2 separate regions of the Mus musculus genome follow, and region 2 is linked to region 1. The links are chromatin loops, found by intact Hi-C in ENCODE. Cell type or tissue: left cerebral cortex. All regions are shown on one strand. Each heading gives the region's core, and the rest is flanking DNA. Links, peaks and the distances in the headings are about the cores only.

Region 1 (10,357 bases), core at 2,450-7,449:
TGAAAGTATTTTGTACTGTGCCCTGATCGCAAGCCTGTGAAGGCCAGGGAGCGGAGTGTGTGGTTTGAATACAACTGGCTCCCACAGGCTCCTATGTTAAAATACTTGGTCTCCAGTTGGTAAAGCTGTTGGGAAAGAGTGAGCCTTGTTGGAAGATGCATGTCCCTGGACGCAGGCTTTGAGGTTTGCAACGCTTTCAACATTCCCAGTGTGCCCTCTGCCTCCTGATTGTAGACCAAGGATGTGAGATTTCAGCTGCTGTAGCCAACATGCCTGCTACTTCCTCTACTGCCTCGCCATGGTGGATGCTGAATCCTCTTAAGCTGTAAGCCAATTCAATACTTATTTTTTTATAAGTTGCTTTGGTCATGGTGTTTTATCACAGCAACAAGAATGTGACCAAGACAGGAGTAAGACAGTGTGTGAGTCTGTGACTGTTCTAGAACTTTCTAGGAAAAGGACAATCTTCTAGGAAATCCACTTGAGGCATTACCTCCCCAACCAGTTCTAAAATTCTAGAAAGATAGTGTCTGCCTACCTATACCCTGCCCTGGCACTCTCAGGCCAAAGTCATAAGCCGATCGGTGTACTTGAACATTGCAGCTCATTTTGACGATAACCTGAGCAGAAAGGACATAGAAGATTGATTGGCTATGAGACGGTATGCAACTTCACCCAGGGCTCAGAAGCAAGATCCACACTTTGGGACAAGCCCTCCTTTGCACACACCTGCTTCCCCTATTCATGCCCAGTGTGGCTCCAAGTTGAAGATTCTTAGAGGCTGTTGCTGAGGAAGTATGCCTTGGGGGGTGGGGGTGCACTGTTTAAAATAAATAGCACCATCCTTCCCAGTAAACTAAAAATATGTGAACATACAGACTTTTCTCAGCTGGAGACTCTCGTACATTTTTGCTCCACCTTGGTGCCTGTTAGCACTTGTCTGTTAGCCAGAACTAGCCTAACCCAAAATAAATGAATGGGTAGAAACGATTAATGGGAAAACCCCAGACGGAGCCTGTGTCTTCCAGCAGCTGCTTTTCATGACCCAGGATGCTTGTGTTTGTGGTTTCATGTTGCATGAATAGACTGCAGTCGTATGTTTGCTGGAAGAGGACTGTTCCTTGTTCGTTTGAGGAAATTCAGTAGATTGCATTTGACGGTGGGCTGGAAAATCGTTGTGACTTTCAAGCCATTACCTCCACTCTACCCATGTAAATGGTTATGGAATAGCACGAGGTTTTAAACTTAGCCGGCTATCACTCCAGGAACCAAAGCCATTTCTTTAACTAAGGAGACTGCTCAAGCCTCAGTTTCAACCTCCTGAGGATGGGCGTAATGTAGCCAGTGAAAGGAAGGTACTGATGATCCTTATCACAAGAACTAAGCAAGCCACATTTTAAACACGCCTGGCCCAATTTCTCACACCTGCCCATGAATCACTGGGTTTCACACTCCTACTGCAAGCATCCTAAACTTCAGCCCTCAGGCTCCACCAGGCTCCAGGAAACTGCCTTACCAGCCCTTGGTATCAGTGGTGTGTGGAAGCTCCTGCCCCCACCACCCAGCCATCAGGAGTCACAGACCAACTCCAAGAAGCTGAGGCCCCAGCAGACGTGAAGCAGGGGAGGAAGAAGGTGTCTGCATGCCTTAAACCAAAGGGTCTCTGCCCAGGCTAGACCCAGCTGCGCCCTGGAGGAAACAGGATGGAACAGAGACTCTCTCAGCTGTCATCTGCCCAGGCCTCACATTGCCTCTCTCACAGTCTTGCCTAAATCAGGCCCAAGAGTTTTAATTAAATGTGTGAAGAAAGAAAAAAAAAAAGACAACAACAAAACAAAAACACTCCTCTTCTCGCACATGGGAAGGGCAAGCCTTTGCCACCCAGCATCCAGAAGGAGCTGGCCCTTGGAGAGGAGCTGTGTCACCTGGTGCCTTCTCACGTGTGATAATCAGCTGGCAGAAGAGCAAAGTGTGGGAAAGGCCCTAGAAGAAGCGAGAACAGTTCGATGTCAGCCCCAGCCCCCTCCCCAAAGTGCTCCAACTGTGGCTTCCTCAAAGTGACTCTAATTGTTTAAACAAGATTAAACAAGCATGGAATCTGAGAGGGAGAAGGGAGAAATTTGAAAAACAAATAGCAAGGGAATTTTTCTATCCAAAGACCCGAAACAAATCTAAACCGTAAGAACAGCTTTAACCTAGTAACCTTTTAAAATCCCAAATTGAATGTGTCCAACAGAATGTGTCCAGAGGAAGAGAACATCCCAGAGTGAACCCACACAGAGGAGACAGAGGGGCAGTGAGTCCATAGCTACCACTTTCACTGTACCATCAATGAAAACACACGCAAGCACACACACACACACACACACACACACACACACACACACACACACTCACATATGCATACACACATATATGCACACACATGCACACACACCCATGCACACACACCCATGCACACACACTCATACATCCACACACATACATATACACACACACTCACATGTGCACACACAGCCCTAATGCATTTCTGATCAGAACACCAACATCAGCCCCATAAAATAAAAACATCAAGAATGGCGCAGTAGATCCAACAAAGAGCACTGAGATTTAAGGATGCCAGGATGCTCCTAACTCCTCCTTGGCTCTAGATCTCCCATTCAGTCATTACCTGGCCTTGCACAGTTGGTCTTTATTCTGTAGCGTGCCCTTTCCCTGTCTTTCTTGGCTTGGGAAGCCCCACTCGCTCTTTACTGAACACGGCTGGAAAATACTTGGCCCAAGTCAATTCCCAGAGCCCAGGCAAAAATGCTGGGTGTGATGGTGCACAGTTGGAATCCCTGTGCTGGGGAGGCAGAGGCAGGGAGATCCTTAAGGCCCTCTGGCCAGCCTAGTCTAATGGTGAACTCCAGGTCAATGAAAGGCCATGTCTCCAAGAAGGTGGGTAGTATTCCTAAGGATGACACCTGAGATTGTCCACTAACTTCCATATGTACACACATGCAGGAACATTCAAACACAGACACACACACACACACACACACACACACACACACACACACACACACACACACACACAGGCTTTTCAGCAAAGCATCCCCTTGCCTGTTATCACTGCCTTCCGGTGCATATTTCCAGCCATTCACAGACATCTTGACAGCCATTTGCTTCCACAGCTCTGCCTCTCACAGAGTTGAACTTAAGTCACTGTGCTTCAGAAACACTGGCAGCACCGACTCTGTTGCAAAACATAGGATGTTTTCAGCAGATGTTTGTGAAGCTAAAACGGTTCTGATTCTACGCAGGTGATGCAGGATGACCCCTTAGTGGTCAGGAGGAAGGGTGACAGGATCCTGGAGTTAACTTAGCTACTAGAAAGGATTCCCCATCAGGCAGACCAGAAGCCCACCATCTCCTTGTGCACCCCTCCTTGGCACACACTAACGTTGGTCTCCGGATGCAGCAGGTAAAACACCCCGCTGGCCTGGTAACCTGCCGTTTTAAGGAAGCCACAGACTTCAGGATCGAAAGGGATTGTAGAAGCCACAGGATCTCCTCCAGAGATGCTCAGTCAAACTCAGTGGCTTTCACGTCATAAAGGAGGCATCCTGCCCTTGTGAAATGGGCTTCACTGTTATTTTTTAAAGAATACTATGTGAACATTTAGCCTCATTCATAACAGCTACCCTTCACAGTGCTCCATGGGGCTTCCTGCTGGGAAACTACACTTAAATTCTCATGTTTCATTCTGAATATCTTTTTGGAGACAGTGGGGATTGTTCAAGGGTGACCAGGCACCCTTGAACAACTGGATAGTTGTTACACCATGTTCCTCACTTAACCCATACAATCCCAGAGTTCCCTGTGCTCCTGACTCAATAAAGTCTCACTTAAACAAGACTCTAACAACCAAGAATGGGAGACAATCAAAATGTTCTGGGATTTTTTTAAGATTATTAAAAAGCAATCAAATAATAAACCATAGGTATTTTTATAATCTTCTTTTCCCATGTTTCCCTTTGACCAAGGTAGAGCCTCCTCCTAAAACTCTCTCTTTGGCTGTTTCCAGCCTAGCAGGCTGGACCCCTCTCCACAATACCCACCCCACCAGCCTCCTGATTTAAAACAAAAAGGAAAAACAAACAACAAAAACACTAATCTTACTTAGTTCATGGCTTTTAAACTTCCTTTAGTCTCCCACTTCCCTGTCTCTGCCCTACAAACAAGTTCTAGGAATGCCCTTGGAATTAAATCATAAACTTTAACCCCGCGTCATGAGGTGAAGAGAGACAAAGCCCCCAACACAGCATCTTTCCTCTGCAGCCCCTTTGCTGACACTGATGTCCCAGTTGCCCACTCCCACCACCTGGATCATTCTGAGAATGGCCCTTTGCATAATCCCCAATGTCTCTAAAGAGAAGCACACAGTACTGAACGCAAGAATGTAAGTGTAGTTTCCCAGCTGGGCCCATGGACCATGAAGAGGGGCCGTTACGAATGAGGCTGAAGACTACAAGTGACACTTATTTCACATCTAGGCGTGTGCCGCGAGATGTGCACTGATGGATATGTGCCCTGGTCAAGGCTAAGCATTGCCTGGCAACCCTGGGAACATGTTCAATTTGAGGGTCTCTCAGGCAACCCCAACCCTCCTACCAAAAGCATATGTCCACTAACATAGCAAAGTAATGCCTCATGTTGCTCAGAAACATTAAAGCAGCAGGAAGGCTGGAACCCTCAAAGCTTGTCAATAATTAATATTCACTGATGATTTAAACCATTTCTGGTCAGAACTAAGAAGTGAGAAAGGGTCTGTATTTGCTGTAGCCAAACATTATGTGTGTCAAGCATGGCGTGAGAGAAGAGTACATAGAGAAAAAAGGATGCATCTGAAGAGACTGACAGGAGACCAGCAAGAAGCCAGGCTGCCAGATCCTGAGTGCCTCTGCCAGCCTCTCTCACAGCTGGTTGAGGAGCCTAGGAAGAGCACGGCGAGAGTGCCCTCTAGTGGAAGGACCCAGAGTTTGGCTCCCCTCTGCTCTGGGTTTAGCCTGGGTTTACATTTTCTGTAACTTCTTCACTCACTTATTCAGTAGGCACGGGTTGAATTCTCTTTGTGTGCTAAACGCCACGATGAACGCCAGGGAAACATATCACTAAGACTTGACCATCACTCCCAAGAGAGTTTCAACCAGGTGAGGAGATTGGACAACTCCTGGGAGGGGTGCATGCATGTGTGTGTGTCCCTGTATGTGTATGTATGAGTGCATGCATGCATGTGTGCACATATGTGAATGTAAGTAAGCGTGTGTGTGCACTTGCGCATGCATGTGTGTATGTGTGTGTTTGTGTGTGAGTGTAAGTGTGCATGTGTAAATGTGAATGTGTGCGTGTACGTGTGCATGTGTGTGCATGTATGCCTGTATGTGTGTCTATTGTGAGGCTGTGCAGAGGTGGTGAATCAGGAGGATCTGCCCGACAGATGTGACCCTCAAGCTGAGAAGACGTTTAGTTGACAGGCAAGTGGACTATAGGTGTGTCAGTCAAGACAGCTGGGGCTAAAGATGCTCTGACCCATCTGGGGAGAGAGAAGGTGAAAAGCCAGAAAAGGCTGAGAGGATAAGCCTATGGTTTCTCATTCCTTTAAACATGACAGGAAGCTAGACAAGCAGCGAGCTATTTTACAGATTCACGAATGCATTACTCTGATGGAAAGGGAACAGAAGTTGATCCTCAGGGAAACAAGACTGAAGGCCAACAGAAAATGAGGGTCTAAATTAGAACCAGGACAAGAAGCCGAATGGAGGAAGAGATGTGGTAGAGAGCAGGTCAGCAGGACTTGCTTACAGAGTGGGTGTGGCGAGGAGGCAGGAATGGGAAATTCTCAATCAAGTCCCAGCTCCAGCTTGTGGGGAGGGGGCGAGCTTGATGGTGTGTTACTCATTAAACCAGGGATGGGGAGAACGTATATGAGGAAGACGGTAAGTTCTATTTTGAATATGGGGAATTGGATGTGGCTAAGAGGAAAATTCTGGGAGGTAATTGGTAATTGACTGTTTAGTCTGCAGCCTGGGGAATTGATCTAAGGGTTGGCAGCAGTGTATGGCATGGGAAGGGAAATGGCCTTCCAAGGGAGCAGCCACCATAGAAAGAGAACAGCTGCGGGCAGGCTCTGAGGCAAAGCTCTCTGTTCAGAGTGGAGGCAGATGCCCTGAGAGCTGAGAATAACTGAGAAAGAGAGCCAGGTAGGCAACTCCTTAGCGGTTAACAATCCTCTTGGAACCATGAAGATTAAGAGTCATGTAACAAACTCAGCATGCGGTAGGCACGCACAGCTAGCTCCCTCCCCTACTGTAGTAACGTGGCTAGGAAATTCAATGTAACAGAGCCCCGACCCACAGTAGATCAGCTTGTGTGAAGGATAATGGATGTGGCTCCTCCCACTGATGGGAACAGTGAGGGGTCTGGGTCAGTACCTCATGTGTGCTCTCCACCGAGTGGGCACTGTTGACTGATGTCTTCTGTGTTCACTGAAGTTTAGGAACAGATTCTGACATTTAGATCCCAGTAACCTCAATGACCTCCCCTGACGCCCAACAAGGCTGAAAGATAGAGATGACTGGCATTTCCTATTTATAGATAAGCACATCAGATTAATGAACTAACCAGTACCCCGGAGCTCTTGACTCTAGCTGCATATGTATCAAAAGATGGCCTAGTTGGCCATCACTGGAAAGAGAGGCCCATTGGACACACAAACTTTATATGCCCCAGTACAGGGGAATGCCAGGGCCAAAAAAATGGGAATGGATGGGTAGGGAAGTTGGGGGGGAGGGTATGGGGGACTTTTGGGATAGCATTGGAAATGTAATTGAGGAAAATACGTAATAAGAAGAAGAAGAAGAAACACTATGAAAGGTGCCTAATACTCCTCAAAAAAGGGGGGGGCCTCTTTAAATCATGTCATCTCTAGGCTGTCCCTCTTGGGGAGTGAGGAAGGAATAGGAACACACACACACAGACACACACACAGAGAGATACACACACACACACCCACAAGCATGCACACACACACAGAAGATGGCAGCCACTCTTTGCCAAATCTCAGGGTTCCCCCCCCCCTCGGTTCTATAAGTGCCTCAGTTTTCCACTGGGAAATGGGACTAAAGGGTTCAGTACCTCCCTTCCTTCCTCCTATTAGGGTCATGTTGGAGGCTTCTGGAGCTGAAGGAGGATGTGAAGGCCCACACTGGCTGTCCAGTTAAATGGCAGGAAGGTGCAGCCCTTGCCCCTCACTCCCAGTAGATGGGTATACTGAGAAGTTAGATCAGTGGTTGGATGCCTGACACTCGCTGCAGTCACTTCTGAAGCTGAGGCCAAGTGGAAGTATTGGGAGCATGACAGTTATCCACAATAATAGCAAGCAAATGGGAGCTCAGTTTGGGCAGTGGACCATCCGCCGAAAGGAAATGAGCTGCAGCTGAACTCAATTCTAAACTGAGCTACGTTGGATCACGATGCCTGCTCTCTCTGTCCTGCCCCCACCTCTTCCCCATTTCTAAGTTCCAGGTCCAAAAAAAAAATAAGGCTGGGCATCTCTATCAGATGCAAGGTACAGAAATCTCTACTTAGGGTTTCTCTAAAATGTCTCCCTTTTGTGTGTAGTACATAAATAAACACCTCTAACTGATCTGTCATCAAGGGAAATGAACCACCCTGAAGGCATTTGGCCACCTCAGCGTCAGAAACAACTAACCCTCAGGTGTCTGTAATGTTCTGTGACCGCCTTCTCGGCAAGCCTAGCCCACCCTCAGCTCACCTGTTCCTGGAAGCTACTTCCTCTGGAGGTTCTTAGAAGAAACCAGTAAGTTTCCTTTGCCCTACCCTACCTCTGTCCAATTAGTGAGGTGGGTCCCAGGAGCCACTAGCTCACCTCAGTCATTCACTCACCCTGTTTCCATGCCTCCAAAATACACTGAACTTTGGGGCATGGCTGGGGTTCATCATACTCTCCTGGCAAGGCTCTGAAGCCTTCCGTGGTCACGTACACCCTGAGTGGCTCCGTCACTAGCACAGGCTAGTCCTGCAGAGGCCCCAGACAAGTGTTAACAAAGAGTCAGCGGGAGCAGGAGATGATCACATTCAACAGCTATTTGTTGACCTCCCCCTGTCTGCTCTGCAGTGTACTAATGTCGCTTTGGCCCAGCTCTGAGAAAGAGCAGGGAGTATGGTGAAGGACAGTCCTTACAAGGAGAAAGCCTTCTCACTTGGCACCATGCTCCACTAACAAAGCTCTTCCAATAACAGCCATTTTGCCTCTACCTCTAGAAGAGAGGCTGGCATTGCGACTGGCCAGCCAATGGCATGGTTTCCATGTTCACATGAGAGAAACAGAGGCATGGAGATGCCAATGACTTGGTAAAGGTGTCCAGCACAATGCCAAAGATGAGACCCTGACTGTAGATCCAGGGTCCAGGAATGGAAAACACTCTACCACCCTCACCCTTAGACACAAACACAGACTATAGCCCAAACAGTAGATGGTGGATGCCAGGAGGACGTGGACCAAGACCATGTGCTAAATGCATCTGAAGAACCATGGAGGAGAAGGGCCAGCCACCCTGGAATCTCGGGGAGAGAACAGATACCCTCCACCTAGTTCTGGGCTTCAGGGCAGCAGGGGAGTTGGTCCCCTCTGGACTATTCTCTTCCACCCTTAACCTTCATCATGTTGCCCCTCCTCAGGCCCTAAGAGCAGCATTGCCATTCTTCAGTTAATCAGACTAACTGTGAAGAGATAACTTGATCTCAAATGGTGCGTATGTTCTGGAGGAAAGCGAAATGAACATTTCTCCTGCTACAACCAAGAGTTCTGCCAAGTGGACTCTACAGGAAGACTCCCCCCCCCCATACCAGTGTTTGGTTCCCAGTACCTATGAGGTGGCTCACAGCCACTCATAATTCCAGTTTCAGGGGGTCTGATGCCCTCTTCTGACCTCGGTGGGCACCGAGCACATATACATGTATGTGGGCAAAACATTCATACACATAAAATAAAATAAATACTTATTTACAATTTTAACATTTCTTTCCTTTTACAGTGAATGTGCATGTGTGTAGTACATGTGTGGAACTCAGAGAACAGCTTGTGAGACTCAGCTCTCTCCTATCACGTGGAGTTCAACTGTTGACCCAGCTCCTCAGCTCCCTGTAATAATTTGCTAAAAGGCAGAGGTAAGCTGATCACCTCTCCTTCCTGGCTGCAGACAACACAAGGCCAGCTGCCCTACGCGTCACTCCCAGGCCTCCCCACCATGATGCACACTCACGAGTCAAATAAACTTTCCTTCCTTAATTGTATTTGTAGGGGATTTTCTCGTAGCCATGAGAAAATTGGCCCACACTCCCATCCACCACTGCCCCCTTTTCTCTGTGTCTTCCAGTTCAGAACCATTCCAGGGGAAACCAAGCTGCCTTAGATCACCTTTTCACACAAGCCACACCTACCCAAGCCTACAGTTTAATTACAGTTAGGTCAGATACCCTCCCAATCAAGGAATGGTCTTGTAGGAAAATCAAAAAGGCTGTTTGCCAGAGCCTGGAGCTAGGAGGGAAGTTGGGTAGAACCACAGTGACACCCACTCCCTGTGTTCAGACTTGTCTTTCCTGTCCCTCCATGATGGCCTGGGGGCACGCGCTTCCTACTTCACACCTGCAATTCCTGGTAGCCTGTCAGATGAACCCCTGCTTCCTACATTCAGCCAAAATCTAGACCTTATTCTGGCTTTGATATTCTCTTTCTCTCTCTCTCTCTCTCTCTCTCTCTCTCTCTCTCTCTCTCTCTCTTTCTCTCTGTGTGTGTGTCTGTCTGTCTGTCTTCTGTCTGTCTCTGTGTGTCTGTGTTTGTTTGTGACTCTGTATGTGTGTGTGTGTCTGTCTGTCTCTATATGTCTGTGTGTATATGAGAGTGTCTGTGTGTGTTCACATATGTGTCTCTGTGTCTGTGTTACTCTCTGGAACATTAATTTGCCTACTTCCATTGTCTTGTTAACTCATCAACTAGATTACAAAACCCTCACAGGCAGAGAAGCTACCATTTTCCCTGTCTATGATAAGTTACTAGATGCAACATGTCAGGAAGGCCAGAAGCATTTGTGAGAGAGCATGTAGCATGTAACTAGTTCAGGGAGAAGAGTGACTGGCTCCCCATCACTGTTCAACACAAGACAGACCTGCAAGCACATGGATAATACCACCAGCCACACTAGACATGGTTCTGTCCCCTGCTCTGTCCTCAGGGATGCAGAAATAGGGGCAGAGCCATAGCTCATGGCTCTGCCTCCCCTGAGCATCATGA
Region 2 (10,357 bases), core at 1,979-6,978, 79 kb before region 1:
ACATACAAAACATCTCAAAATTAGTGGTGTAAAGCAAGGACCATTTTGTCTGCGCTGATTCCATGGTTATCAGGGGGTGGAAGACAGCTACCCAATAAAAAGACAATGCAAACTATACATACTACAATTTGATGTTTCTATTAGAAATAGTTTTACAGGTTAAAAGGGAAAAAAAATGAAGCTCATTTTAATATTTTAAAATTAATCTAACACCCCCAATGAGCTAGGAGTGTAGCTCAATGGTAGAACTTACCTTGCATGCATAAGGCCCTGGGTTCAATCCCCAGCTCTGTGAAATAAAACACAACCCAAAGAAAGCATCAACACTGAGTGTAGCTCACTAGCCATGGGTGGAAGCAAATCACATGACCAAACCTAAAGCTAAAATGGGGTCCACCCAAGGGCGTGAAGATGCTTGACAGCGTCCTTGGGAGGAGATCAGTTCTCCAGTCCCCAAAGCCTACAGAACAATCCATCGCTCCCTCTTTCTTGCCTTCAAAGGAGGTTCCCACCAGGAGGTAGCACAGGAATTCCAATAACATGTAATCCCTTTCTTCCTGCCATGTTGGTGCATCATACAAATACATTTTACACGTTTGCAGCCACGTTCTTTAATACTCTTGCAGTGAAGTATCCTTAACACGTTCCATATTATCAAATGCTCTTCTGAAGTTTAAATTTTAATGGTTTTACTCTGGTCTACTATATGACCATGTTATTTATAACATTTATTTAACTATTTAAATAATTGTTTATTGGTGAGGATTTATTCCCCATTTTCACAGTTACAGATATTAAAGGACTAATTTAAGGTTTTGTTCACCTTTTCATTCTCTTAAGCTTATTTAGAAAGAAGTGGAGCTCATTGTCTCTTTCGTGGCATCTAATTCCTTTGTTCAACGGTGGTTTCTAAGCACACGCACTCTCCAGACTCTCAAAGATGTTAGGGTTTGTAGCAGTGACCAAACACAAAAACGAGTTCCTGTTCCCACGGAGGAGTGTACATTTCACTGGAGGGAGGCTACAGTGCTATTTAATATGTCTCAGACTAATACATGCTATAGAAAAAAGTTGGTCCAGGATGAGGATGAAGAGTGTGGGGGCGGAGCTGAAATAAACTAGAAGGACTCTCAGGATAGGCCCCCTCATGTGATAGTTGGTCAGAAATTATTAAATATCTTTTTTATATTACATAAGATGGGAGGGCAGGACCACTGGGCAAGAAAATACTAAAGTCATGATCCATCCATCACCTTCGACGTCAGCCACACCCAGAAAGTTACAACTGCACCCCAACTCGTCAGTCTGGGATTCTCTGCAGAAAGTCACGGATTAGTAGAGATCACATACAGGACGACGTACGATGTCATTAGAGGTGGCATCTTCAATGATGCACCTCCTCTAACTTGGTCCCCCCCCCAATGTTTTCATCACATCTCAATAATGCCATCAAATGATGTCTTTATCCTCCATGTAGTCATCAGCTCAGAAGTCAAAGCCTCGTCTCCGGAAGGGATTGGACCTGCGATACACAAACCTTTTTAGGAGATAATTCATACCTAAACATAATCCTTGGTGTGGTTAAGATACACGAAGGATGTCAATGTAGCTAGAACATTGCAGGTGATTCAAGATGAGCGTGGGAGGAGGCACTCAGAAGGAATCCCTGTGGGCCTCTGAATTTATGCACTGACACTCAAGGCCATTGAGGAGCTCTGAACCTGCATTATTTGTATACAGGAAGCAAAAGGGCAGGAAAGGGCAGGAGCGGAGACCAGTGAGGAGGCTGACGCAGGAACCTTGGCCAGAGACTGATCATTAGAATGTGATGGAAGAGTGAAAAGGAGCAATGGGGTTTTGTGACAGACAGCTTTTGGCTTGGGCTAGTGGGGAATTGATAATGGAACGATTTACAGAAATGGAGATCACGGTGCTGGATTTGAAGTAAAGTTATGTCCTTATCAAGCTAGAGAAGTCTCCGGGGTATTCAGGAGAAATGAAATGTTGAGTGACAGCTGGAAGTTAAGCCAGCCACCAGGTGCACAAGGCACAAGTGAGGGATGGTGAGATATGAACGCGGTTCTGGGGACTCTTAGTAACTCTCCCAGTCGACATTGAGATGAAAACCAGACAAACAGCTAAAAGGACAAAAAGAACATGAGCTTGGATCATACCATCTGAGGCAGCTGCTTCCCCCAGGCAGCCCTCCTAGCTTTCATGCGGCTGATCTGTAAAAGAGTTGGTGACAATGTCTGCCGAATAGGGTTGTTCAGAGGTTGGGAGTACCCTGAACAGCCACAGAAGGACCAAGGTACCTGGCACGAGGCGAGACTCTGTGGGTAACAGGCTTTCTAGAACCAGAAAGGGTTCCTAGAAAAAGCAAGGTCAGAACAGGGACTCCCTCAGAGGGAGTCTTGCCGGGGCCACCCGAGCCTGAGTCCTTCTATTGACAGCCTTAGGGAAGGTAAAATCAACAGTGCACAGTGGTCATTTGGATCTGAAATAAGTTTCTTGGGCGTGAAAATGGTGGTGAAATTCTTGACAGCTCTGCCGCTTGTCAGCTGGTAACATCATTTTCACAGATAATTAAACCTGAGCTAAGCGAGCAACAGTAGAAATCACTCTGCAAATTAGTGCCTCTGGGAAGATTCTCTCTCTCTCTCTCTCTCTCTCTCTCTCTCTCTCTCTCTCTCTCTCTCTCTCTCCCTCTCTCTCTGTCTCACACACACACACACACACACACACACACACACACACACACACACACACACACACTTTTATTCCTTTTCACACTCTTTCTTTCTGTAAGGAAGCCTATTTTGGGGGCCAGCCTGAGCCACTTTCTGGGCTCTGCTCCAGGAGCTTCATAGCAGGGGTCGCTCGAGCAAGGGTAGCGGTTTTGTGAGCTATTTGTTGCTGGTTTCCAATGTCCAGAAGACCTCGCTTTCCCACGTATTTCTGGTTTGGAAAGGAGGTGCGCCCGACAATGAGCGCACAGCCTCTGAAACCAAAGGCTTAGAGAGGGGAGGACAGACGATTCATTCTGTGGTCATCTGTTCCCTTCTCATGATAGGGGCAATTCCAAACTGGCCCTGCTCCAGGATCTTGGTGGGAAAATCTGTAGACCCACTACCCCTGCAAACAGCACCCTTGGGGCGTGTTTCTGTGGTGTGTCTGTCCTTTGCACTCAAGAGGTTTCCACAAAGGACACTGTTCCAACTTGGTTGGGAAGAAGGACGGGAACTGCGGTGTGGCTTCTGGCCCCCCACAGGGGAGGTAGAGGTAAGCGGCTTAGCAAAGCCTGGGGCCCAGCAGGCCTAGAGCAACTGTAAACAAGACAGAATTGATCAGCTCAGCAGGCTCTTGATTCTGGGTGAGTGAATTAAGCCTTCAGCTCTGCCTGGAAGTGTCTCTCGGTAGCTGCTGGGAAGGCCATAACCTCTCTGAAGTTTCCACCTGAGCAGAGAGATTCTTCTACCCCAGCTCTTCCAAATAAGATAGTTAGACAGGAGGGTGGGCACTACAACAGCAGCAAGTGGGGCACACCAACTAGGCAGGGTTCCAAGAACTAGCAAAAGCCAAGAGTCATCTGACCTTCGTAATGAGGACGCTCATCCCTGTCTAGGCCTCTGCCTTCACCACTGTCCTGTCAAAGCTCATAGCAGGGCAGACCCATGGGTCACAGAGGTCCTGACCCAATTGCACACAGGAAGGAAGACGCTCCGTACCCCAAATTCTTCCTCTTTACACATTTGCAGTGTGCATTGTCCTGGACTAGCCCCTCTGTCCTCAGGGACTTTTAGACATTTGAGAAACGAAAGGGAAATGAATCTAGAACTGGATATAATGATGGGGATCTTGAGGCAAACCTCAATTATTCAACAAGTATGGACTGAGCTTCACGAAAATGCCAGTTTATCTGAGAGGCCAGGGTCCAGGCGCCTACGCCTTCTGGGCTCATAGGTTCTGACAAAGCACACAAGTAAGAACACCTCAGCATCCTGCTAATGGCATGGGGCTGAGAGAAGAACATGGAAAGATGGATGGCCAGTGGCCAGAAACCTTCACTGGGTTAGCAACAGAATTCTAGACAACAGTGAGGAAAGGCAAATGCAAAAAGATGGGTATGTTAAGTATGTGTGTGCGTGGAGGGGGGGGGGTGAATTGGGGAAAGAGATGTTGGAGTTTAAATTTTTAAATGGAGCGATGACTCAGCACTAACGAGCACTTATTGCCCTTCCAGAGGACCCAAGTTCAATTTCTGTCATCCTCATGGGAGATTCCCAGCACCCATGTGGCCGTTCACAACCATCCTGTAACTACTTCCAGAGGACCCCGTGCCCTCTTCTAGCCTCAGTGAGTACCAGGCAGGCTCACGGTGCACATACATAAACCTTGCAAGACATCCGTGTGACAAGTGATGATGATGATGATGATGAAGTCCTTTAGAATTAAAAGATTGGATGTGCAGAAAATAATTACGTATACAGAAAGCATGTAAACAATATGTCAAATTTGGAAAAGTAATTTTCTCTGGTGAGGGAAAAGATACGTACGTATTCAGAAGGACTGATTGCACCTGAAATGGTTCATCATTTGAAAGTGTGTGTGTGTGTGTGTGTGTGTGTGTGTGTGTGTGTGTGTGTGTGTGTGTGAGTAATACTAAAATGTAAAAAACTCTACATTGTTATTTGAACTAGGTCGAATAAGTTTACTGTTGTGCCAACAACCACAGCCAACTCCAAGCTTACCCACTTGGCCTTTGTTAGCTTCTGGAGAAGAGAAGTTCAAGAGAACCCTGAGATAGACTACCGAGGAGAAAGGAATTTTTGAGAGAATTATTGGCGCTGCAGGCAGACAGACAGAGGCAACAGCATGGCAGAGGCTCTGAAGGGTGCGCAGGATGCAGCACCAAAGAGATACAGCATAGTTGAGTCTCTGGAGAGAAATCAGAGTTCACGTGGCAGAGGAGTGGGACCCCCTCTGTTGATCCCCTCTGAGGATGGGCTTGGGGGCAGGCAAGTACTGCCTGGCTCGAGATCACCAGGCTGCAGTCAGAGGAGGGGGAAGATGCACGGCTTTAACGTACCTCTCTTCCAGATGAGCGATGCCAGTCACCTAGCCTGTCTGCTAGCTAGGGCCTCGGGGACAATGTCTCAGCAGCGCACCTGTCTTATGAAAGTGAGGAGGAGGCTACAGCAGATATTGTGGCCGGAGAAGAAACTAGTCTAACATCCGGTTCTTACAGGTTCGGCACCTGCCCACCTTAAATAACCAGGCAGTGTGGCGAGGCCTCAGAAGGCAGACAGTCCAGGTGTGCTGTCTACTCGACCAGTAACGGAGACTTGAAGCTGGGAGGTACCTCCCAGGCAACTCACCCGCTTTTATCCGATTTATGGATAAAAGCAGCAGGCTACCACCACCCTGCCTCTCAGCTTTCTCTTAAGGCTGTAACGGGGGCACGGTGATATTAGCCTCCACTTGAATGGACTTTTTTTTCCAAAGGTTTATTTATTTATTATATGTAAGTACATGGTAGCTGTCCTCAGATACTCCAGAAGAGGGCATCAGATTTCGTTACGGATGATTGTGAGCCACCATGTGGTTGCTGGGATTTGAACTCGGGACCTTCAGAAGAGCAGGACTTTTTTAAAACAGAAATGTGCAAGTCTCATGATGAGCCTTGAATGAGACTACGGCCACATCATGGTCAGTAGATACAGAGTGAAGGCCTCTAGCCTTTTTATTCTTCTTCTTTTTTTTTCTTTTTTCCCCCCTTAGGTATTTATTTCATTTACATTTCCAATTCTATCCCAAAAGTCCCCCACACGCTTCCCCACCCACTCCCGCTTCTTGGCTCTGGCGTTCCCCTGTACTGAGGCATAGAAAGTTTGCACGACCAATGGGCCTCTCTTTCCACTGATGACAGACTAGGCCATCTTCTGATACATATGCAGCTAGAGACATGAGCTCCGGGGGGTACTGGTTAGTTCATAATGTTGTTCTACCTATAGGGTTGCAGATCCCCCCCAGCTCCTTGGGTACTTTCTCTAGCTCCTCCATTGGGGGCCCTGTGATCCATCCAATAGCTAACTGTGATCATCCACTTCTGTGTTTGCTAGGCCCCAGCATAGTCTCACAAGAGACAGCTATATCTGGGTCCTTTCAGCAAAATCTTGCTAGGGTATGCAATGGCATCAGCGTTTGGAAGCTGATTATGGGATGGATCCCCAGATATGACAGTCTCTAGATAGTCCATCCTTTCGTCTCAGCTCCAAACTTTGTCTCTGTAACTCCTTCCATTCTTGATCATCCTTGCTGACGTCACTGACAACTCTGCATAGGGTAGAAGGTCATAAGTGGCTTTTTAATTAGGCCATAACATTCCAGATACAACACACACTTTGTCTTTTACTGTTTGGTTTTTATTTAGCCTTAATCTTACAGATAGCACATGAATATATGTTATGAAGAGCCAATTCTTCACTTTGTCCCATGCTGGGCTCCAAATGTCAGACCCACCTCTCCAGAGGAGAACTAATTTCCCTCCCTGATTTTCTCACACTTCTTCTCCCATCCCAACACACTTGGAGAAAATTCTGATAAGGTCAGTATTTGGGATATATGCTGATTACAGTTATGCAATTCATAGCTGAATTATATGGTAAATTATAATTCCACTCCCTCTCTGCACATTTTCTGCTTTCTCTAGATTTAGTAATATCTTTTTTCTTACCGTTTTCTTCTTTTCCCTGGTAACTTGTTGACAGTTGTTTAAATAGCCTCCCAACATATTCAGCTACACCAAGAGTCTCAATTACATCTCCCTGCAGAATCCTCTCTTGGGTTCACATTCACTTTTCTGTCTTTCTTCTCTGACACGTGTGCAGCTCCCTTCTAAAAACCCACCTTTCCTGGACCCTGATAACTGGTTTATTTTTCCTACACTGAGTCTTGTGCTAGTTACATTTATATTAGAGTCACTTGGGAAGAGGGGAATGCAACTAAGAAAATCCCCCACTGCATTGGCCTGTAAGGGAGCCCGTGGTACATTTTGTTGATTGTTGATTGATGACTGATGTGAGAGAGCCCAGCCCATTGTGGGTGGTGCCATTCCTCAGCTGATAACCCTTGGTGCTATAAGAAAGCAAGCTGAGCAAGCCATGGTGAGCAAGATAGTTAGCAGCACCCTCCGTGGCCTCTGCATCAGCTCCTGCCTCCGGGTTCCTGCCCTGTTGGAGTTCCTGTCCTGACTTCCTTTAATAATGGACTATAATGTGTGAGCAAAATAAACCCTTTCCTCCCTCAAGTTGCTTTTGGTCATGGTGTTTTGCCACAGCAACAGAGACCCTAAAAAGTCCCCCACCCATTCTCTGAATTCTGGGTTTCCTGATTTGCTTTCCACCCTGCTAGCTGACAGAGAAAGAATAGACGACCGATAGTTAATGTCTTGGGTGTTTAAAAATGGATTTGTTTTACACTGGCTCTTGATTATTAACTTGGCTAGGAATAGAATTCTAGATATAAATTGCTTACTTTGGAAATTTTTAAAGTGGTACTTCATTGTCGTCTGACTTTCACTAATAACACTGAGAAATAAAAACAATTTTGCTTTCTGCCCCTCCGTTATAACCAGTCTCGTAAGGAAAATGTGTAAGACTGCCACTTTACAAGCCCCAAGGTCCATGCCCTTGGTAGTGCTTCTGCAGGCTGCCTATTTTAGGTTGGGGCCATGGTCTGGCCAAGGACCTGGGAAAGGGTAGCTAAGGCCCCAGCCCTGGCTAGAGAGCTATGGGCAGTCTGACAGCTGCTAGGGAAGAGAGAATCATTTGGAAGCATGGCCAGCATTGGGTTCTCAATGCCCCAGTGGATGGTCCCCACATGCAAAAGCCTATGGTCAGCACTAATCAGCTCAGTAAGTTATAGAAAGAATAAAGAAAAGGACATTAAATTGGGAGGGAGATGTACTGAGGAAAATGAAAGTTACCAAGGGGTGGCTATAATAAGATACATTGTATACATGCATGAAAGTAAAACAAATAAATAATATTACTTTGTTTTAAAAGTGGCACATGTCATCTGTAGACTAAGGAAGTTCTGTTTTTCCCCAGGACAACTATCTCAGGGACAAGTCTAAGTGGCATATTTACAAGGGGGAAGAGTGCCACCTGAGATGCAGAAGTGAAGAGTAGAATTTGGTTTTGTTAAACCAAGAGGTTTTTAAAGGTTGTCAACTACAGCAACCGTATTGTGAGTTCTGACAAATGAGTACACCAGCATCCGGGAGCAAGCAGGGACTCTATTTTTAACCATCATGTTGGATGCTTAGTGGGCCTGTGGACTCACAGCCTTCATTTCTGGAAAATCTTACTTCATTCATAATTACCTCTCTAGCTTTCTCTGGACTCTTTCTTGGATTTTTTTCTTATTTGGTTGCTGGACTTCCTGTGTAAACCTTCTATTTTCTTTTTTTTTCATAGAAAATATATGGGAATACATCTAACTCAAGTATTCAAAGAAATGTTAAAAAGAAACTACATTTCATTTTTTTCTTATCAAGTAAATATACTGTATTAGAAACTAATAAATGCCATTGTTAGCAATGGGCCGAGGAGGTGGGCATTCTCATACTCTGCTAATAAAAATGTAAATTTTACAAGCCTCCTGGGTGACAGTTGGGTAATAGGAGCCCAGAGCCATGTTATATTACAACGAATGTCCACCAGCTGCATAGTTGCTTTAATACAAGTGTTCTCCTTAGTAACCACATCGGCTCAGTGGTCAAGACGGCTGGTGACTACATATTGAAGACATCAGACGTGGAATATTTGCATAAGCACAGATTTGTTTTTACATTTTTATCACTGTATATTCATTATATCTGGTATTATAGTCCATAAAGATCCCTTTCAATGGGTAGGGTGAGATAGTGTTGGAAGGAGGAATGGAAGGGGAGGAATGTAATTATCTTTTTCATTAAATTTTTAAATATTTTTAAAAGATATATTTAGAGTACCTTGTGTGCTTGACCTTTTTCACCCCCAACACCCCATCCACTTATCTCTTTCCTTCCCAAAGACTCCCTTCTGTTTTCATGCCATGTATACCTATGTGTATACAATATTAATGTACCTCCATGAAATCTAGACTCCACAATGTTTTTCTCTGTGAGTCTGGCTTCTTTTATGTAACAGAATGATCGCTAGCTGCCAATGTCTTCCAGCAAATGGTATAATTTCAATCTCCATTATGGCCAAATACAACTACTATGTATACATATCGTGGTTTCTCTGTCTGTCTGTCTGTCTGTCTGTCAATCTGTGCACAGGCTGCTTCCATAGCTTGACTGCTGTATTCACAAGAGTGCTGCAGTAACCAGGATTATTCAGGGAGCTCTGTGGCCTGCTTAACTTCCTTTGGGAATATACCCGGAGGCCCTGTAACTGGGTCTTAGGGTAGTTCTCTTTTTAGATTTTTAGGCCCTCCATGCTAATTTCCATAGTGGGTGGAAGTTACCCCCCTACAAATGGTGTGTGCCCACGTCCTTCCTTCCATGTTTCTTATTGTTTACTTCCTCTTTACTTATTTGTTTAGTGGTGTGTGTGTGTGTGTGTGTGTGTGTCCATACCACAGCACACACTAAAGGAGTTGTTTCCTCCTTCCACCACGTGAGCAGTGGAAATCAAGCCCGGCTCATCAGAATTGACGGCACACACCTTCGCCTGTGAAGCTATCTAGCCAGACCTTGTTTACTTTATTTAATGATAACTGTCCTGACTGAACTGAGATGGAATCTCAATGAGACTTTTAAAAGAACAGAGCAGAAATAATCTGAATGTCTATAAAAAGAAAGGTGTTATTATAAATCCATACAGAAGAGTATATGATATCGCCTCATAAAATACAGCTTGGGCACTGGAGGCCAGCTCAGCAAGTAAAGCCCTTGCCTTACAAACACAAGGACCTGAGTTTGATCCCTCAGAACCGACGTGAAAGTGCCAGGGGTGATGACGAGCATGCACTTATAACCCCAGTGATGGGAAGGTGGGGGCAGGAGGATGCCTGGGACTCATTGCCCAACCTGCTTAGCCTAATTGATGAGCTCCAACTGATGAGAGAGCATGCCCCAAAGGAAGCAGACAATAATCCTGATGACCTCTGACCTACAAACACTCCCACCCCACCCCCACATTCACATGCATGTATGTGCACCCACCCCCATCCTCACACACACACCTCTCATCCACAAACATGTACATGCATGCACAAACAAAAATAAGGTTTATGATTAATCTCATGGTAGTACCCCAACATTGTGCTGCTAGATGCCCAGAGAATCCATAAAGCTGCATGATTG

The links. A loop is a pair of places that touch in the nucleus more often than their neighbours do. Peaks named below come from ENCODE experiments on the same cell type or tissue, not always from the same donor. Only the 100,000 strongest peaks of a DNase experiment are listed, where the experiment ranks them.
Region 2: a loop joins it to region 1, with 2.5 times the contacts of the local background. A loop is called at or near these places in 2 of 42 quality-filtered maps.

What each region holds. Positions count from the first base shown.
Region 1 is chr3:102,687,015-102,697,371 of GRCm38, forward strand. It overlaps Gm40112 (a long non-coding RNA gene), which reads left to right and starts at 7,299. Exons shown (of 3, transcript XR_867534.3): 1 at 7,299-7,612; 2 at 7,703-7,864; 3 at 9,102-9,440. In left cerebral cortex, for the core only: a CTCF peak has its summit at 5,015 (motif pointing left); DNase peaks (open chromatin) are centred at 4,980 and 7,429.
Region 2 is chr3:102,608,594-102,618,950 of GRCm38, forward strand. No RefSeq gene overlaps it. Among named protein-coding and RNA genes, the nearest start is that of Gm40112, 81 kb to the right of the region's middle. In left cerebral cortex, for the core only: no CTCF peak of the experiment used is centred there; no DNase peak of the experiment used is centred there.